Regions from separate parts of the Homo sapiens genome. Here region 2 is linked to region 1. The links are chromatin contacts, found by POLR2A ChIA-PET in ENCODE. All regions are on one chromosome and are shown on one strand. Each heading gives the region's core, a stretch centred on a gene start or an enhancer-like site at or near the end of the contact. The rest is flanking DNA. Distances are from core to core; before and after follow the strand shown. Region 1 holds the start of LINC01224 (long intergenic non-protein coding RNA 1224). Region 2 holds the start of ZNF254 (zinc finger protein 254).

Evidence for each region. ChIA-PET counts read pairs that join two places held with the same protein, here RNA polymerase II (POLR2A).
Region 2: POLR2A ChIA-PET joins it to region 1 with 13 read pairs in WTC11. The contact joins the promoter of ZNF254 here to the promoter of LINC01224 in region 1. POLR2A ChIA-PET finds 5 or more read pairs at or near these places in 5 of 52 experiments (GM12878, H1 and WTC11).

What each region holds. Positions count from the first base shown.
Region 1 is chr19:23,414,824-23,417,794 of GRCh38, reverse strand. It overlaps LINC01224 (long intergenic non-protein coding RNA 1224), which reads left to right and starts at 1,721. Exons shown (of 5, transcript NR_126449.1): 1 at 1,721-1,901. All of the region lies in intron 2 of LOC105372335 (a long non-coding RNA gene), which reads right to left. RefSeq lists enhancers at 1,441-2,096, 2,097-2,754.
Region 2 is chr19:24,085,509-24,088,461 of GRCh38, reverse strand. It overlaps ZNF254 (zinc finger protein 254), which reads right to left and starts at 1,275. Exons shown (of 4, transcript NM_203282.4): 1 at 1,125-1,275. The coding sequence starts at 1,154. RefSeq lists enhancers at 900-989, 1,050-1,099, 1,150-1,229.

The DNA.
Region 1 (2,971 bases), core at 472-2,971:
ATGGTATTGGCCGGGCACGGTGGCAAATGGCTGTAATCCCAACACTTTGGGAGGCCGAGGTGGGCGGATCACCTGAGGTCAGGAGTTCAAGACCAGCCTGACCAACACGGAGAAACCCTATCTCTACTAAAAATACAAAATTAGCCGGGCGTGGTGGCGCATTCTTATAATCCCAGCTACTCGGGAGGCTGGGAGGATTGAGGCAGGACAATCGCTTGAACCCAGGAGGTGGGGGTTGAGGTGAGCTGAGATCATGCCATTGCACTCCAGCCTGGGTAACAAAAGTGAAACACTGTCTCAAAAAAAAAAAAAAAAATATATATATATATATATATATATATATATATATATATATATATACACATACATATACATATAAAATGGGTATTGAGAAAACTGTTATATATTATTAAGAAATTCCTGGCTGGGCGCGGTGGCTCATGCCTGTATTCCCAGTACTTTGGGAGGCCGAGGCAGGTGGATCACCTGAGGTCAGGAGTTTAAGACCAGCCTGGCCAATATGATGAAACCCTGACAGACCCAGGGCATGGTGGTGGGAGCCTGTAATCCCAGCTACTCGGGAGGTTGAGGCAGGAGAATCGCTTGAACCCAGGAGAAGAAGGTTGCAGTGAGCCAAGATCACACGATTGCACTCCCTTCTGGGCAACAAAAGCAAACCTCCATCTCAAAAAAGAAAAAATTCCTATATATTCTCTAAATGAGAATAAGTTATTCTGATGTGACCCAATATTTCCTCACTCTTACCTCCATGGTCTAACCCAGCAAATCAAATCAGGACACCCACAAAGGACAGTTGGCCATTTTCAAATAGAAATAAAATAGAAAATAAAATACCCCATTAGTGACAGTAATCCAGTGATTTTAAAAAAGAGAAGTCAGATTGAGATGCAGTGCAGTCAGGGCACAATTACCCTGGAATACACACTTCACACAGAATGATTGAGAAGTCTTTCTAAAATAAACAAATTTGGGTAACATAATTTTTGCTTAACCATTCTCAGCCACCGCTTTCCCCCACCCCTGCCCCATTCCTAATGGCCATCCCACGATGTGGTCAACAGCGTGGTATAGCATGATGAGAGAGGTACTCAGGGATGGGATGAGGGTCTTTCCTGCATTATCAAAATCATTAAAAAGTTGTTAAAATATGTTCAAATGGGCCAGGCATGGTGGCTCACGCCTGTAATCCCAGCACTTTGGGAGGCTGGGGTGGGAGGATCACCTGAGGTCAGGAGTTCGAGACCAGCCTGCCCAACTTGGCGAAACCCCGTCTGTACTAAAAATACAAAAAGTAGCTGGGTGTGGTGGCATGCGCCTGTAATCCCAGCTACTCGGGAGGCTGACGCAGGAGAATCACTTGAACCTGGGAGGCAGAGGTTGCAGTGAAACAAGATCACACCATTGCACTCAAGCCTGGGCAATAAGAGCAAAACTCAGTCTCAAACAAACAAAAATAATCCAAATGTTCTTTTCTTACCCTTAAGTAGCAAATAAGATGCATTATACAAGCAGACCCAGGTAAGGGAAAGAGCAAGTTCATTTCAAGTCTCAGCTTACTTCTTAATTGGCTGTAATTCCCTATGGTTGACACTCCCTGCTTTAGCCTGTTTTCCTGGGGGTGGAGGGAGTGGTACTGGGCGAGTGCTGGTGCTTTATCGAATCAGTGGCACAGTTGGAGAGGAGGGCGTGGCATCCGGCATTTGGCGGGGCTTTTGTCTCTCGCTGCAGCCAGAGCTTGGGATCGCTTTCTGCTATTCAACGTCCTCCACCTCTGCCCCCCTCTCGCCCCAGCCGGTGACAGGCTGTTGCCCTGTGATCTGCAGGTCCTGGGACGTGCACAGACAGCTAAGATGCCAGGACATTCCAGAAGGTGGGAAAGGGTGAGTGTGAGGGGTTGAGCATCCCGAGAGGGGAGAGCTGGCTGAGAAACCGACGGGACTGGCCTCCTCACCGCTCCTGGGTTGCCGACCTGAGTCCCTGCTGGCGCAGCTCCGTCCCAGGTCCCTCTGGCCGCAAGATGGTGGCTGGGCCCGCAGCAATGACCCGCGCGTCCCGCCCAGTCCCTGCGGCGCCCTATCTGGAGCTCCCTGGGCAGCTCTGCACGCAGCCCCGAGTGTTTCCCAGATTGTTCAGGGATGCCAGGCGGGTCATCAGGGCAGAATCCCGACTCGTGTGTGCGTAGGAGGAGCTGTGGCCGGTGGGGCTCCCAGTCTCTTTTGTTAAACATTTTGTTGGTTTGTTTGAGACAAAGTCTTGCTCTGTCGCCGAGGCTGGAGTGCAATGGCGTGATCACTGCAACCTCCGCCTCCCAGGTTCAAGCGATTCTCGTGCCTAAGCCCCCCGAAAAGCTGGGATTAAAGACCTGCACCACCACGCCTGGCTGATTTTTGTATTTCTAGTAGAGAAGTGGTTTCGCCATGGTGGAAGCTGGTCTGGAACCCCTGGACTCAAGTGATCCCCCCACCGCCGCGGCCTCCCAAAGTGCTAAGATTACAAGCATGAGCCACCGCGCCCAGCTTCTTCTCTTGCAAAGTAAAGGGAGTCAACGTTAAAACGTTAACGAGTTTATCTGAGCAGTGATTAGTGAAATGGAAAGCACCCAGCCATAATATGTGGGCCACCTGAAAGGCAAAAAGGGAAGGGTTTTGAAAAGGGCGTGTGAGAAGGCAAACCAAATTCAAGAATTGGTTACAGTTTATGTAGTCACCTTATTTGTATGATTCGGGTGGAAATTTCCTGGTTATGTAATCAGAGGTTAATTGCAGGTTAAGCCTGAATTTTGTTTCTGCCTAAAATAATTTATAAGAAGTGAATCCGAGATAGGTTTTACATTTTTTACTTATGAACACAGGGCACTAGAGCCCCTTCAGTCTAATTTCCTGCTTTTTAAATAACACTCCACAGGAGGACTGGTTTTCCTCTGTGACTTCCTAATGTATGGCAAGCAGGA
Region 2 (2,953 bases), core at 26-2,525, 670 kb before region 1:
ACATGTGAAAATTTCAGGAAAAAAGCAGTCCCCTGTGGAGTGTGAAAATAATTAAGTGGCAGGCAATTAGATTGAGGTGGCTCTAGTCCCCGGATTTCTACTTCTAAAAAAAAAATCTAAACTCAAGAGCATTTTTTGGTAAATTACTACATTAGCGGAAACAAAATTCTTGCTTAACCAAGAATAAGCTGACAATTAAGCTCTGATTACATAACCAGGATATTCCCACCTTAAATGTAAAAATTAAGAAACGAGGCTGGGCACGGTGGCTCACGCCTGTAATCCTAGCACTTTCGGAGGCCAAGGTGGGTGGATCACCTGAGGTCAGGAGTTGGAGACCAGCCTGGCCAACATGGTAAAACCCCGTCTCTACTAAAAATAAAAAAATTGTGGTGGCGGGCGCCTGTAGTCCCAGCTACTAGGGAGGCTGAGGCAGGAGAATCGCTTGAACCCAAGAGGCGGAGGTTGCAGTGAGTCGAGATCACACCACTGCACTCCAGCCTGAGCAAAAAAGTGAGACTCTGTCTCAAAAAAAAGAAAAAAAAAAAAAAAAAACGACAACCTAGATTGCTGTACCTAGCCAATTATTGAATTTGGTTTTCTTTATCATGAACCTTGTAACAATCTTTTCTTCAGGCCCCTTCCATGGACCACAAAAGTACAAACCACAGCTGGGTGTGGTACAATTTTTGAATCATTCTTTTATTAAAGTATTTAATATTTTTGCAGTGACGCCCATAAATTTTTAATGGGAAAAAAGAGGGCCTGGGAACCCCACAGACCAAAGCTCTTCCCGTTCATGAACCCGCAACCCGAGTCAGGATTCTCCCCTGACGACCCTCCCCGGGTCCCTGAACAATCTGGGAGAGACGCGGGGCTGCGGGTCCACAGCTGCCCAGAGAGGGCTCCAGGACAGGGCACAGTCACTGCGCAGGGAAGAAACAGGACTCCTGGGGGTCTGGCTGTCAGCGCAGCCGCCATCTTATTTCTGAAGGGGACTGAGGTCGAGCTGGGCGCAGATTGTGGAGCTGACTGGGGGGAGGCCTGAGTCCCGCCACAGCCGCTTCCCACCAGTTCCAACCAGCCCCCTCCCCTCTCTCGGGATGTCGGACTGGCATTCTCACCATTTCTAGGCTTCTAGGGGGTCCTGGCATCTTAGCTGTGGATCTCCAATACCTGCTGGTAACAGCGCCACAGAGGCTGGGCCTCTAGGAGCAGAGGACACAGAGCAGTGAAGACAGACCTGGGACTCCGGCGACAGCGAGAGACAAAGGCCCCGCCATATCCCGGAAGCCGCTTTGTCCAGTCCAGCTGTGTGCCTGATTGGACAGTTCCCAGCCCAACGTCCCTAGTTGGATAACGTTTAAGGCCCCGCCTACTCAGACCCTGAGTGATAGAAGATGTGATCACACCCTAGGCTGAAGAAAGAGTGACAGCCTAAGCTGCAGCCTTATCGGGCAGGGCTTCCTCCCTGAGCTGAGCCAGGCCCACCCCAGAGCATGGGAAAATTCTATATCTTTTTTGCTCTCTCTCTTTTTCAATGTATTCAAAATGTGAACAAACATATTTTATGTATATTAATAATACATATAATTTTTGTTCAAGAGAAAATCAACTTTTACTTTAGTAATAATGTATTATCAGCACTAAAGCTAATTTGATAAACCGTTATAAGTAAATCCATCAGCTGGGCGCGGTGGCTCACGCCTGTAATCCCAGCACTTTCGATGGCCAAGGCGGGCGGATCACATTAGGTCATGTGTTGGAGACCAGCCTGACTATCATGGTGAAACCTCATCTCTACTAAAAATACAAAATTAGCTGGGCGTAGTGGCACGTGCCTGTAATACCAGCTTCTCGGGAGGCTGAGGCAGGAGAACTGCTTGAACCTGGGAGGTGGAGGCTGCAGTGAGCGTGGATCGCGTCATTACACTCCAGCCTGGACAACAAGAGTAAAATTCCGTCTCAAAAAAATAAAAGAAAAAAAAATTAGCTGGGCATGGTGGCGCACGCCTATAACCCCAGCTTCTCGGGTGGCTGAGGCAGCAGAATTCCTTGAACCCGGGGGGCTGAGGTTGCAGTGAGTCAAGATCCTGCCACTGCACCCTAGCCTGGGCGACAGAGCGAGACTTTGTCTCAAAAAATAAAATAAAATAACAAAAATAAAGTCCATCAAATTTGTCTTTTTGACCATTCTAGATTTTTATACATATTTTATGATCTCTTATACTTTTTTTTATTTTTTATTTTTTGTCTAGACGAAGTCTAGCTCTGTCGCCCAAGCTGGAGTACAGTGGCGCCATCTTGGCTAACTGCAACCTCTGCCTCCTGGGTTCAAGCGATTCTCCTGCCTCAGCCTCCCGAGTAGCTGGGATTACAGGCGTGCATCACCAAACCTGGCTAATTTTTTGCATTTTTAGTAGAGACGGGGTTTCACTATGTTGCCAGGCTGGTCACGAACTCTTGGCCTCAGGTAATCCACCCGCCTCAGCCTCCCAAATTACTGGGATTACAGGCGTGAGCCATCGTGCCTGGCCATTTTTTAAATTTTTATGTTGTATTTTAATCTACATTATTTTTATATTTTCAATTTGAAACAACCTTTAAATAATTTCAAAGTAGACAAAATGTTTCTAACTTTCTTCATCAAAAGCATATTTTGCTTTTGTTTATACACTGTTTTTTTATTTCCAGGAGAGGCTTGCTCTTTCGCCCAGGCTGAAGTGCAGTGGCGCAATCTTGGCTCACTGCAACCTCCGCCTCCCAAGTTCAAGCGATTCTCCAGCCTCAGCCTCTGGAGTAGCTGGGACTACAGGTGTAAGCCATCATGCCCGGTTTATTTCTGTATTTTAAGTAGGGACTGGAATTTGCCTTGCTGTTCAGGCTGGTCTCAAACTCCTAAGCTCGAAATGATCCACCTGCCTTGGCCTCCCAAAGTGTTGGGTGTTGGGAT